7 separate regions of the Homo sapiens genome follow, and regions 1, 2, 4, 5, 6 and 7 are each linked to region 3. The links are chromatin contacts, found by Hi-C or POLR2A ChIA-PET in ENCODE. All regions are on one chromosome and are shown on one strand. Each heading gives the region's core, a stretch centred on a gene start or an enhancer-like site at or near the end of the contact. The rest is flanking DNA. Distances are from core to core; before and after follow the strand shown.

Region 1 (2,700 bases), core at 173-2,672, 1.5 Mb after region 3:
CAGTACAGTTTAAAAGAACCAATGAGGGCCGGCCACGGTGGCTCACGCCTGTATTCCCAGCACTTTGGGAGGCCGAAGTGGGTGGATCTGAGGTCAGGAGTTCAAGACCAGCCTGGCCAACATGGCAAAACCCCGTCTCTACTAAAAATACAAAAAATTAGCTGGGCGTGGGGACGGGCACCTGTAGTCCCAGCTACTTGGGAGGCTGAGGCAGGAGAATGGCTTGAACCCGGAGGCAGAGGTTGCAGTGAGCCGAGATTGTGCCATTGCACTCCACCTGGGCAACAAGAGTGAAACTCCATCTCAAACAAACAAAAAAACACCAATGATAGGAGGAAGTACAAGAGGATACAGCTCAGCCAGCTTCCAGGTTTTCACCCATACACACACACACCCCAGTGTGAAAAAGCTGAAACCGTCTACAATGGCTGAAACCACGCTGCTGAGACATTTTTGAATTTTAATTAGTTAGCAACACTTATAAATTAAGTTTCACATAAAACCCAGGATTTCTGGATTTTCCTGAGAAACGAAGACATCTCAGAAACTGGGTGCTCATTCTCCTAGAGAAATGGGTTGGATTTGGGTATCAAATTCTCCTTTCAGATGAACTTAATGCTCACTTATCCATCGTAGTAACTTCCACCATTTGTTTAGGCTCAGCTTGCATAAGATAATTTATTTTCTCTCGCCAGTCTAGGCATCTGGGTTTAAGACCCCTTCTCTAGATACATTACTCACTGCACTATCACACTATGAATTTTCAGGCATCCGTGCTTTGACTTCCACTTTGCCTAGAAAGTCCTTTGCTATCTCCAAAAGTACTCCTACTCCCCTAAGGCACTGCTTCAATTCCTTTCATTAGCTTCTTCTGACCACTCTCTCAACCGTGTCACGCAGCACTGTGGTAATACCTCTATTAAAACCCTTATCAGAGCGTATGCACAAGCTTCTCCTCTTCGCGCTGACGTTCGCTCCTTGAGGCCAGCGGCCCACAACTAACTCATTTCGCGGTTCCAGCTTCACGTCCATGCCCTGGCACCTACACCCAGTCGTTCAGTACCTTTGCGGAAGTCAGTCTTCTTACTTCACGGCAAACCCAAGCTAAACTAATATTACGACCACAGAAGTTGGGCTGAGGTAGAAGTCAAGACTATCCCAATAACTGGATTCTGGCCGAGAAAAAGGCGCGCGCCAGCACCCCAGTCAGTAAAATCTACCGGGCAAAGTTCGCCGCCGCCACTATCCTCCTCTGGCTCTGAAATAGTTCCAATTCTCGCGAGATTCGGCCTGACTACCAGCCCTTCAGCTCCAGTGAGTTGCGGGTTGGTTTCCTCTAGACTCTCGTGGCCACACCGTTCTCCGATACGAGCCTTTCCGGTGCTATGCCCCGGAAGCGGAAGTGCGATCTTCGGGCTGTCAGAGTTGGTCTGTTACTCGGTGGTGGCGGAGTCTACGGAAGCCGTTTTCGCTTCACTTTTCCTGGCTGTAGAGCGCTTTCCCCCTGGCGGGTGAGAGTGCAGAGACGAAGGTGCGAGATGAGCACTATGTTCGCGGACACTCTCCTCATCGTTTTTATCTCTGTGTGCACGGCTCTGCTCGCAGAGGGTGAGAGCGGGTATTTCTCAGACGTTTGATCAGTCCCCGGGAGGAAGGGCCCCGGGGTCCCCTGTGCCACCAGGGGAAAGATCGCGAGCCTTACTTGCTTGAGAGGCTCATCTACTCCACTTCAGGGAATCTCTGGGCAACTCGTGAACAGGAGCAGGAGGGGAGTATGGAGTCGATTGCCGAGTTTTCTTTGGTCTCAGGTAGATTTCACTTGGGTATTTGTGGAGACACCTTCACATCATGTTACTGTTGTTTTGGCTGAAGAGTCAGTTGTATTAGCCTTTGAAAAAAGTTAACTATGGGTAAATACAAAGCGAAAAGTTGGAATTCCTCCTTCTCCAACAGTAACCACTTTGTTTGTTGTGATCATTCCAGTCATTTCTCTATTAACATGTTGCTTTTAATGTTTTAGGCATAACCTGGGTCCTGGTTTACAGGACAGACAAGTACAAGAGACTGAAGGCAGAAGTGGAAAAACAGAGTAAAAAATGTGAGTATGGCAACACATTAGAAATAATTTCAACACGTCAAGCTCATTAAGTCCATGTTCACAATAAATATTTTAAGAGCACCAGCTGATACAAAGATGAACCTGACTTGAAGCCTATTTAGAAATAGAAGACTTTTATGCAAAATGTGTAATACCAACTAGAGGGAAGTGAGGGGCGTAGCAGATACATGTTATGTGCTGTGGTGGTTCTAAAGAAGAGGTTCAATCTGGCGCAGTGGCTTACTCCTGTTAATCCCAGCACTTTGGAAGGCTGAGGCAGGACTGAACTTAGGGGTTTGACACCAGCCTGGGCAACATAGGGAGACCTCGTCCCTACAGAAAAAATTAGCTGGGTATGGTGGTACACACCTATAGTCCCAGCTATTTGGGAGACTGAGGCATGAGGATCCCTTGAGCCCAGGAGATTGAGGCTACAGTGGGCCACGATGGTGTCACTACACTGCCTCCTGGGCAATAGTGAGACTTGTCTTTAAAAAAAAAAGAAGAAGAGGCTTCATTCAGTTGTGAGGAACCATGGTAGCCTTCATGATGCTGATGGCCTTGCAGTTCCTTGTGGATAGTTAGAATTTGGATAGAGAATG
Region 2 (2,700 bases), core at 58-2,557, 1.9 Mb before region 3:
CCCAAGCAGGAACACCAATCGGCCTCTGTTCAGGACTCCCTGAATGACTGCAGTGGTGGTGCCAGTGGTGTTGGTGGTGATGGTCATGATGATGATGATGATGATGATGATGTTGGAGGAGGAGGGGGCAGTGATGCAGCAGGGGGAGTTCCCTCCCTCCTTCCCTCACGCAGTCACGACTCATAGATTCGCCTACAACTCTGCCCTTCAAAATGACCTTTTTTTTAAAAAAAAAAAAGTCACCTTTCCGGAGAGGCTGAAAACAAGAAATCTAATTTTCGATGGAAAAAAGTCTATCCAACCAAGCAACAGGCTGCACAAAATATTTTAAGATCAGCTGCTCTGCGTTTATATTCCCTTCACCATAATCAACCCAACCTACTGACTGATCCACAACTGTCTGTGTAGACCTTGAAAACAACCAGACTTTGCCAGGTTTCGGGCCAAAGCTAAGAATCGGAGTCCTGAAATGGAGCTTATTGAACCATTTCTGGGTGGTGATGACTCCAGGGGAGGTCATGGAGGGAAATCCTTAGCCATCGCTGTGAAATACTACAGTGTGGATGGATTCCTCTCCACCCTTCTCTTTCCTCTCTTTTGAGATACGTATTTAGACTAGAAGAAAGATGCTGTAACACACAACCTCGTCTGCATTAGATCCCATCACCTCACGAGGTTCTCTCAAGACCCCAGATCTCATTTTTTTTTTAAGGACTCAGGACACGGGAGAGACAAATGTAGTCTCGCAGAGCCTGACTATTCCCAGGAGTAAAAGGCTCAACCGATGCACGGTAGGAAAGACTGCAAATTACCAAGCCAAGATCGCTACGATATGCATAACCTTCCGCCTGTCGTGTTCCAGCCCCGACCCTGCGCCCCACTCTGGGGACACCGCATTCCGCACAGGACTGCAAGCCCAGGCCGGCGCGACCCAGCAGCGTCCACCACCCTCGCCCCCGCCACCCCGGCCAGCGCGGTGGGTGCGGAACCGGCCGCGGACCCTGCGCAGGGGATGCGCCGCCCGGGAAAGATCAGACGCGGCGGCCGGGAGCTGCGGACCCCGTACTTACACCAACTGCCACCGGTCCTGCCCAGAAACTCCTTCTTCTCTGAGTTCCAGATGAATTTCTTCCAGCTGCCCTCCTCCTTGGCTTTCCCGCGGGCCATGGCGATGGCGGGTCAGCAGCTGCCGCGGTCCGGAGGGTGGGTGGCTGCGGCGCGCGCCCTGGCGTCCTCTGCGCCGCTCGGCTTCTCCGGCCTGGCTCTCTGCAGGCAGGACGCGCCGCTGCCGCTGCGGCTCTCGGAGTGCGAGACGCGCGGCGGAGGAGCCAAGGCAGGAGCAGGAGGAGGGGGAGGCGGCGGCGGCGGCGGCGGCGGGGCGGGGGCGGAGGGAGGGACGGCGCAGGCTGCGCGGCTCCGAGCCCCGCACCTATTGGTGGGCGCGCAGCCGCTCGCGGGCTTTCTTTGGTCCGCCGAGCGCTCCTCTAGCCCTTGGGGGGTCGGGGGCTCCGCGAACCCGTAGCTGCCGCTCCCGCTGCCACTGGGGACGTGTGCTGGGCCCCCGCCTCCCCTGACCTCTGCAGAGACAGGCCCGGGGTAGGAGAGTCAGAGAGGGAAGGACGGACAAGCGGACTGCGGGGCGCCACCGGCACTCCCGCCAGGAGCCGAGGAATTGGCTGCGCCCGCCCTACCTTTACTATATACCGCGCCCCGGCGGCCGTGCGCCCCGCCCTCTAGCGGCCCGGTGGCCAATCGCCGGCGCCAGGGGCAGGGACTCGGCCCGAGAGGGCGGGTTCGGGGCCGGCACAAAGGAGCCGCCGGGGCTAGAGGGGCCGCTTGGATCGCTGGGCGCGGGGCGTTGGGCGCGGGGCGAGGAGGAGGCGGGGGCGGCGGTGAGGGACGCGCAGGCAGCGCCGCGCAGCCCCCTCCCAGCTCCCGGCTGGGCGTGAACCGCCCCTTCCGTGGCTGGGGGATCCGCACCTGGGTCGCCCGGAGCCTCGAGGACCCCAGCCCGGCAGTCCTGGCCCAGCCTCCACGCCTCTGCCTGCCCGCCCGCGCTTTCGGCCTCCCTGGGCTGTGGGTCCACCCCTCCTGGGCGCTGGCGGGGTGGGGGAAGGTCACTCCGGGACGCCGGACTGGCGAGGACTCTGCCCAGCTCCGCCCCGCCTCCCGCTCCTGCACCTGCCGCCCCCTCGCACTCCCCGCCACTGCGGTTGCAGTTCCGGCCCTTCCCTCTTCTTTGCAGGCCAGCCCAGCCGGCAGCCCCGGTTCCTGACTGCCCGGCTGTGCCCCTTGTGGGCGGCCTGAACCACCTCGAGCAGGACAATTGCCAAACCCACCCAGGGCGGTAGCCCGCAGTGAGTTGTCCCGTAGAAACCAATTGAGACTCAGGCCAGTCTAGACCCCAGGCAACAATATCTGCACGTGACCCAGCCACCGAGGACTTTCTTGGTGCCCGGTCGGCGGCGGGTATTCTCATTGGCATGCTTTTATGCCCCCTTGGGGGTATCGATCCCTTTGTTCTGCTGTAAAATTCTTGGAGCCAAAGGACCTTTGGGAAAACCTAGCGCATAGGGCAAGATGTTGCAGACCTGGGGCATAGAGTACCCCTTCCCACTCTTTGTCCGCTGTTGCTGGAAAGCCAAACTCTTGGTTTCATCCCTCTCCTATGAGCCCCCAAGCAGCTTTATACATCCCTCT
Region 3 (2,700 bases), core at 49-2,548:
ACCCCCCAGGGGGGGCACGCAGACCCCTGCGCGGGTTCCCCACCCCCGCCGCCCCAGGCCACCTCGCAGCGCCCACGACCGCTCACCCCTACCCACCTAGAGAGCAGGCCTGGCTTGGGTCAGGCCACCACATTGGGGACCAGTGGGGCGAGGCCGAAGTGCCTGGGGCCGTGACCCCCGGGCTCAGCCCCGCGCGGGGCGCGGGCAGGGAGCTCTCCCCGCGCGCACCCCCGGTTGCCCTGAGGGCCGCCCCCCAAGGCGGGCAGCGCCCCCCCGCCCGGGCCCGCTCCCGGGGGAAGACGCGTGCGGGTGTCCGGCCGCCGGGGTCCGCTCCGGCCCCGCCGCCTCCCCGGCATTGTGCTCGCCGCCGCCTCCATCCCCCTTCACGCCCCCCACCCCGCGCCCGCCCGGCCCCGGCCGCCCGCCCGCGCCCTACTGCGCCCCGCCGGCCCAGCAGCTATGAATATGTAAAATGTCTTTATTGTCCTCTCCCTCTGCCCCGGCCCCGCCGCCCCGCCGCGGACCCGCTCGGGTTCGGGCACGGCGGCGAGGAGGCGGCAGCGGCGGCCGGCAGAGGAGGAGGGCCGGTGCCGACGGGCAGACGGCGAGCGGCGGCGGGGTGGGCCGGGTGCAGGAGGAGGGCAGTGGATCGCAGCCCCCTTTGCCCCTTGTCTTCCCCCTCCGCCTGGCCGCTCCGAGCCTCTTTCCCCCTCCGCTCAGCGCCCGGCGGGGGCTCAATGCTCCCCGGCCCCCCATCTCCCCGCCGTTAATTATAATAATCCTGAGTACTAATAAATTATGCTAAGTCGCGGGGGGGGGCAGCGGGAGCCGGGGTTGAGTATGAATATGAATATGTAAAATGCTGTAATGATTACCTGCTGCTGCTGCCGCCGCGGCTGAACTCTCATCTTGACTCGCTGCTCCTCCGTCCGCCATTTTGAATATTTTAACCAAAATCGCCCGGTCGATAAACCCTCCCTCGCTCTGGCTCCCCTCCCCCCTCCCGCCCTGCTTGCCTCCTCCCTCCTCTCCGCCCCCTCCCGCTCCTTCCTCTCCCCGGGCGCGCGCCAGGGGGCGCGCGAGGCCGGCTCTGTTCGCCCCGGCCCCCTCAGAAGAGCTCCACCCCCTTCCCGCGCTCTGCGCACGCGCCTTCGGGGCGCTGTGGCCCTTCGGTAGCTAAAGCAGCGCCCTCAATCAGCCAGGCACCCTGTGGCTTCATTTTTCGTCTCGGCTCTGCGCATGCGCGCCTTTCTCCTGCCGCCAGAAGTGTCGCCGGCGCATGCGCTCCCTCTAGCTCAGAACCAGATTATATAGTATCCCGGGCGCCTGTGTCTTCTTACACTTCTCCCTTTTCCTCCCGCCTTGCTTCCCTCCTGGCTTCGCTCCGGTCTCCCCCAGTGGCCTGTGGCATTGTAAAAGCACGGCAAGGAGCGCAGCGGCCAGAAACGTGGGGGCGCGTGGAAGGGCAGTGAGCGGCCCGCGTGCCCTGTGCTCCGCACTTTCTTCAGGGTTTCCGCGCAGTTGAAACATTGGCAACAATGGATAAGCCGCTCCTCGCTAGGTAATTTCCGGCCCTCTGGGCAGGTAGGGGCGGAAACGACCGCCACGGGAGCCGGGCATGAGGCACCTGCTGAGCCACACGCGGGCCTCCCGCTTTAAATTTGAATCCGAGCTAATCCCCGCCCCCGGCTCTGCTAGTGCAGGAGACCCGGCCCCGGCAAACGCGAGGGGGAGTGTCGTGTGATTGTTTTAATTAGCCCTAAATCTCTTCTGCTCTACTTGCTTCTAACGCCAGGCTGGCTTCCTCGGGAGCTAGGCGTCTTATTAAGTCGCTAATTTCCGCCCTACCCTTCCTTTCTGCCTTCACGCCCCTCTAACGCCGCTCCCCCCAATCGAAACAGACCCCATATTCTGAGGCTTCCCCCCGCGCCTTCTTCCCGCCTTGGAACACCTTTTAAAACCTAGCAGTAAGCTGATGACTAATAAAAATGTCGAAATCGTAACTTCATCGTGAATTTTATTTTGCTGTGTTTCTCAGAGTAAATATGGTATTGGGGAAAGGTTTCGCGTTGCACATATCTTTCTTGGTAACTAGACATAATGTTGCTGAGTTTTCTTTATCTTAAATGGCGAAATTCCCTGGACAAAGTCCCAGGTCTAATTATTTTACGAATTTTTAAAGCCCTATTTTTGTTTGTTTGTTTGTTTTTTAAGAATAGAAAGGTGTATTTCATGGTAAGCAAAGTTTAAAAAAAATCAGCTCTAGTTAATCTGTCTTGAGAGATATGACTGAAGTTTAAATTGGGTAGAACTGCTGGTTCTACAATTAAAAACAAAACTGATTTCCAAGTGAGTGCAATTATTTTAATGGGTAAAGTTTTAATCATCAGTCCTAGAATGCTCGTTGGACTCCTTTAACTGTGCAAGTACAGTTAAAGCTATTGTCAGTGACAGGCAACGATTTGGGGGTGGGATTGATTTGTTCGTGGTAATTAAGCCTTAGGGTGTGTGCATGACTGTTTGAACCAAATAATTAGACCGCCCTGTAATCTAATTATTTAGAGCCACGCCAACCAGCACACTTAAGGAAATGAAATATTTAACTAGTTAATCTGGAAATATGGCCTAAGTTATTTTCACCAGCATTACTGTAAGGGAAGTCTCAGAATTGACAACCTTATTGGAAATAGTTAAGTACAT
Region 4 (2,700 bases), core at 23-2,522, 1.6 Mb after region 3:
TCTGAGTGTTGATTGGATGCAGATTCTTTGCTGGTCATTCAGGCTTCCTTCTATCCTTTCTCTCCTGGGCCTATGAGTTAAATCAGCCATAAGACTGACAAACACGCAGCTTGGATTTTCAGGGACAGGACTAATTTAAACCAGCCACTTTCTCCACAAGTTCAATAGCTTTTTTTTCCATCTTGTATCCTGATAATGGACCAGAAAATACAGTCCTTTTATCCATGAAACAAAAGCTTGCAGAATTTTCATTTCCTTCTATTTTCACCTCCATTGGTTCAGCTGTTGTCTTTCTTCTTTCAAACTTTTCAATTATTTCTTTTTTCTTTCCTCTCTGTTATCTTTCATTATTCTCGTATTTTCCCCCTGAAACTCTAGTCCTTGCTAGGTCTCACTAGTGTGCAGAATGGGATTGGCAGAATACCAATCACCTCACCTCACCTTCCCTCCTCCCCTCTTCTCCTCTCCCTTGATTTCCCCTCCCCTCCCACTCCCTCCTTTCTTTCCTTCCTTCTGACGGTATTCTCTTCCCCAGAAGCAGCATTTTCTTCTTCCACTCAGAACCTTACTTCACCAACATGCCCACGCCTTCCCTGAACCTACAAAATTAGTGAGTTTCTCATGAGACCTGCTGCAACTGTCCCCACCCAGGGCTGTCATTACTATTATTGGGTTGTTTTGTTTTTCGATCTCAGGAGCAAACTCTGGAGTCGAGATCCAGTCACCTCCTTCAGCACACGACGGCAGGGTACCCGCAGGGTGTGATCTCAGACACGCAGGGGAGGGCTCCGTGGGCCCCTCGCATATCCCAGCACTCTCACTTCCTGGGATTTCTCTGAAACCATCCTTTTGGCCCCACAGGAACACTCGACTTAAAAGTCTCGGCTCCTCCCTTAACTGGAAAATTGAGCTTTAGTCACTAACATCCATTTCACACGCCAGGGGAAATACAGCCCCCTTCTCCGTCCTGTTTCTGCACCCTAACCCCGCCCTCCCAGGCAAGCTGACCACTCAGCTCGGGCGTGGCAGAGCCTGATTGGTGGATCACAGAAAGCGCGCTAGAGAGGGCGGAACTCATTGGGCAGACTCTCCGCGCTTGGGAAGTGCAGTCGCTCACGCAGGGACTTTGACTGCTGCTCTGGGCGGCCTGTTGCCACAGCAACCGTTGAAGCTCTGGGCTGCTGAGGTCGCCTGGCAGCGCGCTGAGCCCCACGCAGGTCCCGGGCGTGCCAGGGACACAAACCCCAGTTCCTTCAGAAAGCCTTCCAGATCGACGAGGAGAGATGGTATATCCCCGATGGCTCCGCCTCGGCTAGCCGGGGGAAGCCCTTTTATTCGTCATCCCCAAAGCATTCTTATTATTCACCCTTAAAGTAAAAATCCACTTGCTTTTGACCGGGGCACAAGAAATACTTTTATTTTATGAGTCAGTGTAATTGTTTAAAATAAGTAAGCTCTGAAAAGGTCGGCAATCAGCCTTTCTGTCACTTCCCTACTTTTGGCCTTTTATATGAAAAACAAAAACAAAAACAAAACAAAACAAAAACAAACAAAAAACCTTTCCTGATGTTTTTTTATATACTTGCTAGACATTTACATTTTGTTATTTGGGTGCTTACAGTGTGTTTCCGCCCACGTAGAGAGATTACACCACGAATCCCTTCCACCTTCTGAGGAAGTAGGTGCAGTTTACCTACTTTCCATTTTCAGATATGTTAAAAGAAGCAGAAAGAGTAAAGGAATATGTCGAAGTTACTCCCGGTGGGATTGGGGCTGGCCGTTGTAAGGGACATTCCCACCATCTCATTTCGAACCACCTTGGTTTACAGAGAAGAGACCTGGTTTTCTGTCAGAAGGTGGAGGGTACTGCTGGAGGAAGTGGGTAATAAGCAGACAAAAAGGGAAAGTGGGAGAATGTACCCGGCATTCTTGGGTATCCTCAGTGTAAAAATATTTTCCTTTCCCGAGTCGTTTTTATTTTATTTTTATGTATGCATGTATGTACACATTTTAGCAAATAGTCAAAAAGCATCTGGAACTAAGTAGATCAATAAGCTGGTTGGTGCCATTTTCTTTTCTTTTCTTTCTTTCTTTCTTTTTTTGAGACAAGGTCTCACTCTGTCACCCAGGCCGGAGTGCAGTGGCGCTCTCAGCTCACTGCAGCCTCCACCTCCTAGGCTCAAGTGATCCTCCCACCTCAGCCTCCCAAGTAGCTGGGACTACAGGCATGCGCCACCACACCTGGCTCATATTAGTATTTTTTTGTGGAGACGGGGTTTTGCCATGTTGGCCAGGCTGGTCTCGAATTCCTGAGTTCAAGTGATCTGCCCATCTCGGCCTCCCAAAATGCTGGGAAACACAGCGCCCAACGTAGGGCTCAAACCCATGACCCTGAGATTAAGAGTCTTATGCTCTACCAACTGATCTAGCTAGACACCCCGTTTTGGAATTTAAAAAGAAAAAGAAAAAAATATGACTGTTAAAGAATGTACTGGTTTTCTTATGTAACTTGGAAAGTGATTCCAAAGAGGAATTCCATGAACGTTCTGATCAGTGTGGCAGCGTCACTTGGAATTAGATATGTAGCTATAGGGAGTCCTTTGAAAGACAATGCTCATTTGGGTGTCTAAATTTCGATAATTAAAATTAGTCCATCTTTCCTTCTTTCTTTCTCTCTCTTTCTTCCATCTTTGTCTCATT
Region 5 (2,700 bases), core at 161-2,660, 1.6 Mb after region 3:
TAGTAACATTGGTTAAAAAAAATCACTTGACAAAGTTTTCTATTTCCGTAACATTGTGTCAGGAGGGAAGCTTAACGGAAAGTCTTCCCAGGGATGAAAGTATTTGTTTCTATTTTATATGTTAGTTTTAACTCCTTAAATTCATCTCCTATGAGAATAAACATTCTTGATCTGACTCAATGTGCTCTCTGAATTCACTGAAATAAAATATAGCCTGTAACTCTGACCAATAACCTGGGGTGCCTCCCAGAACTGCTGGCTCCAGGTGATCTACAGATTTCCCAAGAGAAGCGCTGCAGCTCCTACCCACCAGCAATCTAAAATCTGCAGCAATTCCGCAGGACCACACCTAGGCCCAACAGCACATACCTGCAGAGCCGGAAGCGCCTTCCCCTCCAGGGCATCTCCTGTCCCCAGGGAAGGAATTAAAGTTCTAACCCCTGCCTCTCCTTCTACCCATCCTAGTATCTGCTTTTCCTTTACCTCGTCTTCCACACTTACTTGCCCCCGACGCTATTATGTAGCTTGTAAACTCGTGACTCTCAAGGAAAGTATCAGCAGAAGCCACAACTTCGGGGAATGACTCACTAAGGAGTCTCCAGCGCCTTCCACCGCCCTGCAACTGCCCCACTACTGTAGCCCTACGGCTCCGTGCTGCCACCCCACATAAAGAAGGGGCATTTTCTGAAATCCAAGGAAGAACCTGAAGAGTCCCCCACCCGCCTAGAGGCGTCTCTTGCTCTAAGTCAGCGGTAGGAAATGACCACCTTCCCAGTACAAATGGACAAACGATTCTAAGAGGCAGGAGGAAAACAAACACAATTCCTTCAGAGGCTCTCCCGACCGTCCCTAGCAACACATCCCCACCGCAGCGGGTGCATTGCTCACAGGCCACTTCTGAAACCAGTGTTACTGATCAGGCCTGCACAACCACTCCCCCGGCAGTGTCCGGCTCGCCATCCTCTGCGCCGGAACAGCAGAGGGCAAGGTCGGGTGGTCTCCGGAAGGCAGAAAGGTGCCCCCAGACTGCAGAGCCCGGGGACAGCAGGAGAGGAAAGGAAGGAATGGAGGAAGGGTTGACCTTGAGAATTTTCCTGAGTTACACATAAATAGGTCGGGCCTCGCTTAGACGCTCCCAACCCACTCCACCAGGGAAAAGATGCAAGGCAAGGGGAGAGCAGAGAGGGTGGAAATTCAGATCGCTAATTTACTGATAAGGGTGGGGGGAGGTTAGAGACAGCGGGTCTCTATTCAGCTCGCATAGGCTGAAATATGGGAGTGCCCTGCGCAAAGGCTGAAGTGCCCCCGGCGGCCCGGTGCTCGTGGCTGCCCGCAGGTGCTAGCACTCACCTGGATCACCTTCGAACAGCTGGAGCAGAACAAAACTGCGCAGCGCGGTGTGGGTGCGGCGCCCTCGCCTGGGGCGGGGCTAGATGAGGCCAGAAGCAGGCCCCGCCCCAGCCGACCAGCGCGCGGCCACGCCCCCAAGGCGGGGCTCCTGGCGCTGGCGCGCGCTGTCTAAGTTGCCAACTCAGGGCCACTGGTTGGGAGGTGGAGGCCTAATTTTCTTCCTGCTCATGGTCGTCCAGCGATTTACTCCTCTCATTCTCAAAAACATATATCTACTCCCCCAGGTGCCTTCGTGGCCATCTTCCTAAACTGTCCCAGCCAGGTCATACCTCCCGGATTGGGTTTGCAGAACAGTGGGACGTGAATAATTTGTCCCCAGCAGAGCCACCGTAGCGGTTTTAGGCGCTCTGCTGTAAGGGCGAAGCACGGGCATGCAAGGCGCGTGCGCGAAAGTAGCCGCGCCTCAATCGATGTGTCCCTGAGGCGCGTAGCTGGGGCGTGGGCGGCGCTTGGTGTCCCAGGTTGCTACACTCCCGAAGTGAATGGATTTATCGCTGTTAGGGCCTTTTTGTTTAGGGCCTAACAAATATTGTTAGTTTTGCCGAGAGCTGGCGCCGAGCCCTGCCCTCGTGGTGGGCCGTACCCACGCCCCCTGAGCGCGGAGTCGCGTGGCTCCGGAGTTTTGTTTTTTTGAAAGGAGTCTCCCAATTGTCCGTGGAGTTTTTTTTGCGGCACATGGAGTCTCTGCCTTCGCGACCCAGACCTTTGATGTGAACACCTGCTCCCGTTACGCTCGGGTCCAGCGTCCGGGGCGGGGCTCGAGGCCGGGTGGAGGAGGGGTGGGGGCGGGGGTCTTGGTCTTGGGTGAGACCTGCAGATACGGTCGGGCTGAAGGAGTAGAACTGGCTTCTAAATGCCGGAAAATCCGAAGGAACTGACTGCAGAAGGCACGTTTCCAATTTTCGCGTGTTTTAAGTGCACCCTCCCGCCACCTCTCCTCTGGACATCCCTCATCCTTTTGAAGATTGCCACACCTGGGCCCCTCCTAGAGTCTCCTCTTTGGAGGATTCCTCACCTCCGAGAGAATGCTTAGGAACCCACCTGAATGATTCCAAGTTAAGGTGTGGAAAGGCAGAAATCTAGATTTTTGAAGGCTCTAGGTTATGTGTGTGTTTCTTTTTATTGGGTTGTCATATTTGCACATCTAGAGGTACTTTGAGAGCTCATTAAATCTTTACTGTTGCTGTTTCAGCAATTTCCAACCATTCTCATACTTTCTGTCATGTTGGGTTTCTGTCATGTTGGATGTAGAGAGGGCTTTGTTTTGCTTGAACATTGAAAGGAAGTAAG
Region 6 (2,700 bases), core at 42-2,541, 1.5 Mb after region 3:
GTCAAAGTCTCTACTGGAGGTGCATGGAAGTTTGGTGAGAAGAATGAACCTTTGTGCAAGATCCCTCAGCTGACAGACCTGTGAGTGCCTCTGGGTGGCTGCTTTGTCTTACAGAAGGCATTTTGTTTCCTGACACTTTTTCCTGTGGCCTTTGCTCTTCGTATTCTGTATGTTAGGCTTCTGTTTCTATCAATATTTGTCATTAATAGCATTTACATTGCTCCTTCAGAATTTATTTATTTTGAGACAGGGTCTCGCTCTGTTGCCCAGGCCTGAGTGCAGTGGCACGATTATAGCTCACTGCAAGCTTGGACCCCCGGGGCTCAGGGGATCCTCCCACCTTAGCCGCCCAAGTACCTGGGGCCACAGGCGTGTGCCACCACACCTGGATAATTTTTTTTTTTTCTGAGTTTCACTCTTGTCACCCAGACTGGAGTGCAATGGCATAGTCTCGGCTCACTGCAACCCGTCTCCCGGGTTCAAGCGATTTTCCCACCTCAGCCTCCCAAGTAGCTGGGATTACAGGCGCCCGCCACCACACCCAGCTAATTTTTGTATTTTTAGTAGAGACGGGGTTTTACCATTTTGGTCAGGCTGGTCTCGAACTCCTGACCTCAGGTGATCTGCCCGCCTTGGCCTCCCAAAGTGCTAGGATTACAGGCGTGAGCCACCGCGCCCGGCCCAATTTTTATTATTTTTATTTTATTTTTTTATAGACACGGGATCTCTCTCTGTTGCCCGCAAACTCCTGGGCTCAAGCGATCCTCCAGCCTTGGTGAGAGCCACAGCGCCCAGTCTCTCTTTAAGAATTTAAAAAGCAGTTTCAGATCACAATATCATCTATCTCGTTCACAGTCCCCTTGCTTTTTACTGTCACCCTTTAAAAAGCATTATACAATTACAGAAACGGTGGTTTAGCAGTGAAGTAACCACCAAAGACTCTTGGCACTCCAATCCTCTGCCTTCTTCAGGCGATAGGATTAAGAATGGGATCCTAGGATGCTTACATGCAATGATGAACCCGAAAACACTTGCAAAGTGCTACGCAAATATTGATCACGAAGAAGGAAGTCCTCTTCCCGCCTGGAGACTGTGTGGGGTATGGCGGGGTGGTGGGGAGAATGTGGTGTCTTGCTCCACCCTCCTGGCGAGGGGAGGGCCTGGCCTGGACCGCAGAGGAATCGAGTGACTGCCCCTAAAATCTCCTAGAACCGATCCCGCGGCCCCGCCCCTCCCGCGGCCCCGCCCCTCCCGCGGCCCGTCAGCCTCTGCCGCGGAGCTGCGTCCGCCACTCATGTTTCTCCGAGCAGGCCTGGCCGCGCTCTCCCCGCTTCTTCGCAGTCTTCGGCCCTCTCCTGTCGCCGCCATGAGCACTGGCACCTTCGTCGTGTCGCAGCCGCTCAATTACCGCGGCGGGGCCCGCGTGGAGCCGGCGGACGCCTCCGGTACCGAGAAAGCTTTCGAGCCAGCAACCGGTAACTGCAACGAGCCGGGGAGGCTGGGGCGCCCTGGGGCCGGATGCGCGGATTTCCCGGCCAGCCCCCGTTTCCTGTGTTCTGCAGCGTTGACTTGAGCACAAGACAGTGACAGTGGAGAGTCTAAGGTTGTGTGTGTAGGCAACTAGCGATTCTGGGGCAACGCGAGTGCCTCCGGGCAGGGATGGGTAGGGAGGAAAAGCAAAGCTGATGAGTTGCGTGGTAGGATCGTGAGTTGTTTTACCCGGGCCAGAACAGAGTTCGCAAAGTACTGGTGGGGGAAGTCGTGCCTCTGTTAACTTCCTTTTTTGTTTGTTTTGTTTGTTTGTTTGTTTTTTGTTTGTTTTGAGACAGGGTCTCACTCTGTCGCCCAGGCTGGAGTGCAGGGGCACCATCTCAGAGCTCACTGCGCCCTCTACCTTACGGGCTCAAGTGCTTCTCCCGCCTCAGCCTCCCTGGTAGCTGGGATTACAGGCTCCCACCACCATGTCCGGCTAATTTTTGTATTTTTAGTAGAGACGGGTTTTCAGCATGTTACTCAGGCTGGTCTCGAACTCCTGAGCTTAGGTGATCCTCCCGCCTCAGCCTCCCAAAGTGCTGGGATTACAGCCGTGAGCCACCAAGCCCAGCCAACTGTTCCCCCTTTTAAAACCAGGACTGATGTATTATTGTCTTCAAATGTGTGCATAGGAGAGGAATTCTAAAAGAACGGGGCGGGGTTGTGGGGAAGATAATCATTTGTGCTGGGAATGAAGGAACGCTCACAGATAGTTTCTAATGACTACGAATGAGGACTTTGTCTCCACATTCTAATATTAAAATATTTCTGCACATTAATCAGAATTGGGAAAGGAAAAAACCCCACCTTTATTCAGTACTTTCTTCCCCAGCTTTATTGAAGTATAATTAACAAATAAAAATTGTATATACTTAAGGTGTAAAACGTGTTGTAATGTATGTATACCTTGCAAAATGGTTACCACGGTCAATCTAATTATCCATTGCTTCTGCATAGTTAATGGCTTTTTTTGGATAGTGAAATATTTAAGATCTATTCTTTTAGCAAATTTCAAGTATATGATGCAGTATTGGTAACCATAGTCACCATGGTCTACGTGAGCTCTCCACAATTTATTCATCTTGCTGAAATAAAACTTTTTAATCCAGTGCTTAATGTGTGCTAAGCACTGTGCTAGGCACTGGATTTACTCTGGGAACTCTGAAG
Region 7 (2,700 bases), core at 136-2,635, 1.4 Mb after region 3:
CTTCCTGCTCTGCTCTCCCCAGCCGGGAGAAGCATCATCCTGCCTCTCCAAACCAGCACCCAGCACCCAGCTCTCAGGATCCCTTGAGGAACCCGTGCTCCAAATGAAGTTGGAGGGTGTTAAACGGTGGGAAAAACAAGTAGCCACATCTTAAAGGCTGTTAGGGGAGCAAAGAAAGAACCATCTGGGAGGACTCCACCCTTCTCCACCTGCAGAAAAAACCCCGGGTAAAGCTAGGAAGTCATTTCCCTTGTCTCTCCTTGCCTTGCGGATAAAACAAAGGAAACAGGCTCCTAAGAGGGTCAGACACCCATACGATGACCCCCTTCCGTGGATCCAAGACGCGTACGTCCTGGACACCGAAGAGCTTGGAGCCAGTACAACTTTCTCATTGAAGCCGACCACGTTTCCTCTTATAACCTTAAAAAACAGAAGCCCCTACTATTATCGTTTCATTGATGTCACGGCACCTATTTGGCTCTCAGACTTTTACCCGGAAACCCCTGTAATCCCCAGCCCTTGCGTGCAGCCCCACACTGGGCTCCCCTTCCCCGGGATGCCGCCTCGCGCGTTCCCGCCACCCTCGCCCTCTCGGCCGCGCTTCCCGGCTCGCTCCGCCCTCGGCACCAGGCTGCGCCGCGGGGCGAGCACGTCTGTGCCAGACCGGGGCTTGAGGGAGTCCATCGGGGGTTAGTGGGGGATCCTGCGGAAAGCCCTCTCCCCCGACACTGGAGTTGCAAAACAATAAGCATCCGCTTCCCTGCCCTTCCCCCATAGGACCCCGGCCACGAGTTATTAACGCGGGGGGAGAAAAGCCGGAGGAGCACTCCCGCCCTGCGATCGTGGCCGCGTACCCCCGGAACCCCCAAGGCCCGAGTCTTCGCCTGCCCCCGCCGCAGCGCCCCCAGGCCGCGCGGGGCGCACTCGGCGCTGGAGCGCGGCCGGGAGCGGAGGCGCGCGGGCCACGCGGTGGCTGCCGCAACTGACACGGCCCGCGGCCGCCGGCCACATGCGCCGCCCAGGGACAGAAGCCGGGAAGGGAGCGCGGCTCCGGGCCCCGCCGTACCTTGCCGCTAGCTGTTCCCCCGCTGACGCCTATAAGGAAGGGCTCGCCGCCGTTGGGCTGCTGGTGGTTCTGCAGGGTCTGCTCGCTGTCCCCGGCCATGGTTCGCGCCGCCCCTCCTCCCGCTGCCTGTGCGAACGGACGCACGCTCCCCGCCCGCGCCCGCGTCGGACTCCCTCCGCTTTCCGCAGCCGCCGCTGGGCGCTGCCGGGGCTGAGGCCGCTGTCGCTCGCCTGCGAGCCGCTCGGAGCCCGGTGACGGGGCTGGGTTTCCCGAAGGAGCCAAGAGCCTTCCTTTGCCCGCAGCGGCTGGTCCGGTTTACATCCCAGGCAGAGGTCAGCGTGATGCTGCTGCTCCAATCCGGGCGGGCAGCGCGCTGCTATTCGCCGAGGCGGAGGCGGCGAGGCGTCTGGCCCCAGCCTCCGCCCCTCCCGGGCCCCGCCGCCGCCCGAGGTCTCTGCGAAAGGTGTGAGCCCGACCTTCCCTCCCACCCGCCCGGTTAACCCTTTCTCCGACGCGCCCTAGTGGACCCTGGGGGAAAGAAACAGGCTGTTCTGTATTTTAATTTGGTATGCTACCACCTATTTTCAGAAGGGATAAAAAGCTTGAAGGAAATAATAGGCAGATTAGATAAGAAGGAATGGCCCAGGTTTGAGAAGCAAAATTTGAACAAGCTTGAAAGATTAGTGTGGAACGAAGAGTTAATGTCATTTACCCATTATCCAGGCTAAAAACTTGTGTTTCCAAAAAATGAGGGTTCTTTTTCCCTTCTCCCGTTCGCCAAGATAATATGTCAGCCGCTGGCTTTAGATATTTCCTGTCTTGGAAACCCCCCAGCGCCATCCTTTTTAGCAGGCCTGTCCTCGTGCGACTCTCTAGTGAAGGGCAATTTGAGGGGCTTATCTGAAGGGTGCCCTCCGTTGGAAAAGCAATTCCCTTCTAAACCACAGTATCTCATCCCATACACTGAGCTTCCTATGGAGTTAGGGTATCTGAAAACATACTGACATTTTGATCCATTAATATCTTCAATTGAACGGTTTTCCAGAGATTGGCAATCAGTCACTTAGAAAGGCAGTTTCAGACTCCACCTCTGGAGCCAGATTTCTGCATTCACATCCAGGTCCCTGAGCAAGTTACTTAATCTCTCTGTGCTTCAGTGTTCTTATCTGTTAAATGGGAATAATAATGGCAATTACATCCCAGGATTTTTGTGAGAATTAAATGAATTAGTGTATGTAAAGTTCTCAGAACAGTGCTGGTACAGTCTAGGCCCTGTATTAGTGTTTGAAGAGAAAAGGTTTCTAAAGCGCTGAAACTGGAAAGAAAAGTTTTGCTGGGACACACCTGAGAGAGGCAGGACTAGCCTAGTAACTTCCAGTCTCTTCTCCTGTGAACTTGGGACTAGTATCAATGAGCTGATGGGGCCTACAATCTAAAACAGAATTTACGTCAATAGCATTATCTTTTGAAACTTAGTAAATTACCTTAAATTGAAGATTATTTTGAAAAAAATAATTTTCTCTCAAGCCAGGGAAATCGAGGCTGCAGTGAGCCATGATCTCCCCACTGCACTCCAGCCTGGTCAGCAGAGCCAGAGCCTGTGTCAAAAAACAAAAACAAAAACAAAACAAAAC

Evidence for each region. Hi-C counts contacts between places; a loop is a spot of excess contacts on that map. ChIA-PET counts read pairs that join two places held with the same protein, here RNA polymerase II (POLR2A). Pooled maps may share reads with other maps.
Region 1: a map of B cell shows a loop between it and region 3 (21-fold over the local background). The contact joins the promoter of TMCO1 here to the promoter of POU2F1-DT in region 3. A Hi-C loop is called at or near these places in 2 of 168 maps with a recorded cell type or tissue (B cell and naive thymus-derived CD4-positive, alpha-beta T cell), 2 of 37 single-sample maps with no recorded cell type and 15 of 50 pooled maps. POLR2A ChIA-PET finds 5 or more read pairs at or near these places in 2 of 52 experiments (Caco-2 and HEK293).
Region 2: a pooled map shows a loop between it and region 3 (6-fold over the local background). The contact joins the promoter of ATP1B1 here to the promoter of POU2F1-DT in region 3. A Hi-C loop is called at or near these places in 6 of 50 pooled maps. POLR2A ChIA-PET finds 5 or more read pairs at or near these places in 2 of 52 experiments (MCF 10A and naive thymus-derived CD8-positive, alpha-beta T cell).
Region 4: a loop to region 3 is called in a pooled map, with 12 times the contacts of the local background. The contact joins the enhancer-like site here to the promoter of POU2F1-DT in region 3. A Hi-C loop is called at or near these places in 6 of 50 pooled maps. POLR2A ChIA-PET finds 5 or more read pairs at or near these places in 2 of 52 experiments (PC-9 and WTC11).
Region 5: a loop to region 3 is called in a map of PC-9, with 7 times the contacts of the local background. The contact joins the promoter of MGST3 here to the promoter of POU2F1-DT in region 3. A Hi-C loop is called at or near these places in 3 of 168 maps with a recorded cell type or tissue (PC-9 and naive thymus-derived CD4-positive, alpha-beta T cell), 7 of 37 single-sample maps with no recorded cell type and 20 of 50 pooled maps. POLR2A ChIA-PET finds 5 or more read pairs at or near these places in 2 of 52 experiments (GM10248 and MCF 10A).
Region 6: a loop to region 3 is called in a pooled map, with 11 times the contacts of the local background. The contact joins the promoter of ALDH9A1 here to the promoter of POU2F1-DT in region 3. A Hi-C loop is called at or near these places in 2 of 37 single-sample maps with no recorded cell type and 14 of 50 pooled maps. POLR2A ChIA-PET finds 5 or more read pairs at or near these places in 3 of 52 experiments (GM12878, MCF 10A and OCI-LY7).
Region 7: a pooled map shows a loop between it and region 3 (7-fold over the local background). The contact joins the promoter of UCK2 here to the promoter of POU2F1-DT in region 3. A Hi-C loop is called at or near these places in 15 of 50 pooled maps. POLR2A ChIA-PET finds 5 or more read pairs at or near these places in 2 of 52 experiments (PC-3 and WTC11).

The regions. Positions count from the first base shown.
Region 1 is chr1:165,767,590-165,770,289 of GRCh38, reverse strand. TMCO1 (transmembrane and coiled-coil domains 1) reads left to right here and starts at 1,422. Exons shown (of 7, transcript NM_019026.6): 1 at 1,422-1,608; 2 at 2,021-2,098. The coding sequence starts at 1,539. It overlaps TMCO1-AS1 (TMCO1 antisense RNA 1), which reads right to left and starts at 1,361. Exons shown (of 3, transcript NR_125374.1): 1 at 915-1,361. RefSeq lists enhancers at 459-1,134, 1,135-1,811.
Region 2 is chr1:169,105,297-169,107,996 of GRCh38, reverse strand. It overlaps ATP1B1 (ATPase Na+/K+ transporting subunit beta 1), which reads right to left and starts at 1,307. Exons shown (of 6, transcript NM_001677.4): 1 at 1,071-1,307. The coding sequence starts at 1,167. RefSeq lists enhancers at 598-1,170, 1,171-1,743, 1,532-1,826, 2,317-2,700 and a silencer at 1,340-2,259.
Region 3 is chr1:167,219,134-167,221,833 of GRCh38, reverse strand. POU2F1-DT (POU2F1 divergent transcript) reads left to right here and starts at 1,298. Exons shown (of 1, transcript NR_185889.1): 1 at 1,298-2,003. It overlaps POU2F1 (POU class 2 homeobox 1), which reads right to left and starts at 948. Exons shown (of 16, transcript NM_002697.4): 1 at 876-948. The coding sequence starts at 936. RefSeq lists silencers at 1-255, 476-625, 976-1,075 and an enhancer at 1,256-1,365.
Region 4 is chr1:165,596,648-165,599,347 of GRCh38, reverse strand. It overlaps the pseudogene TRK-CTT13-1. Among named protein-coding and RNA genes, the nearest start is that of LRRC52-AS1, 16 kb to the right of the region's middle. Within about 2 kb of position 1,272, at least 30 of the 41 ENCODE cell types and tissues checked have a DNase peak (open chromatin) inside an H3K27ac peak, as active enhancers do; they include PC-9, where a contact is called at or near this core.
Region 5 is chr1:165,629,944-165,632,643 of GRCh38, reverse strand. It overlaps MGST3 (microsomal glutathione S-transferase 3), which reads right to left and starts at 1,410. Exons shown (of 6, transcript NM_004528.4): 1 at 1,351-1,410. RefSeq lists enhancers at 736-905, 1,959-2,489 and a silencer at 1,336-1,575.
Region 6 is chr1:165,697,153-165,699,852 of GRCh38, reverse strand. It overlaps ALDH9A1 (aldehyde dehydrogenase 9 family member A1), which reads left to right and starts at 1,291. Exons shown (of 11, transcript NM_000696.4): 1 at 1,291-1,475. The coding sequence starts at 1,295. It also overlaps the pseudogene CA14P1. RefSeq lists enhancers at 856-1,035, 900-1,482, 1,326-1,555 and a silencer at 1,106-1,295.
Region 7 is chr1:165,826,299-165,828,998 of GRCh38, reverse strand. UCK2 (uridine-cytidine kinase 2) reads right to left here and starts at 1,385. Exons shown (of 7, transcript NM_012474.5): 1 at 1,067-1,385. The coding sequence starts at 1,165. RefSeq lists silencers at 497-726, 787-1,266, 1,347-1,596 and an enhancer at 478-1,031.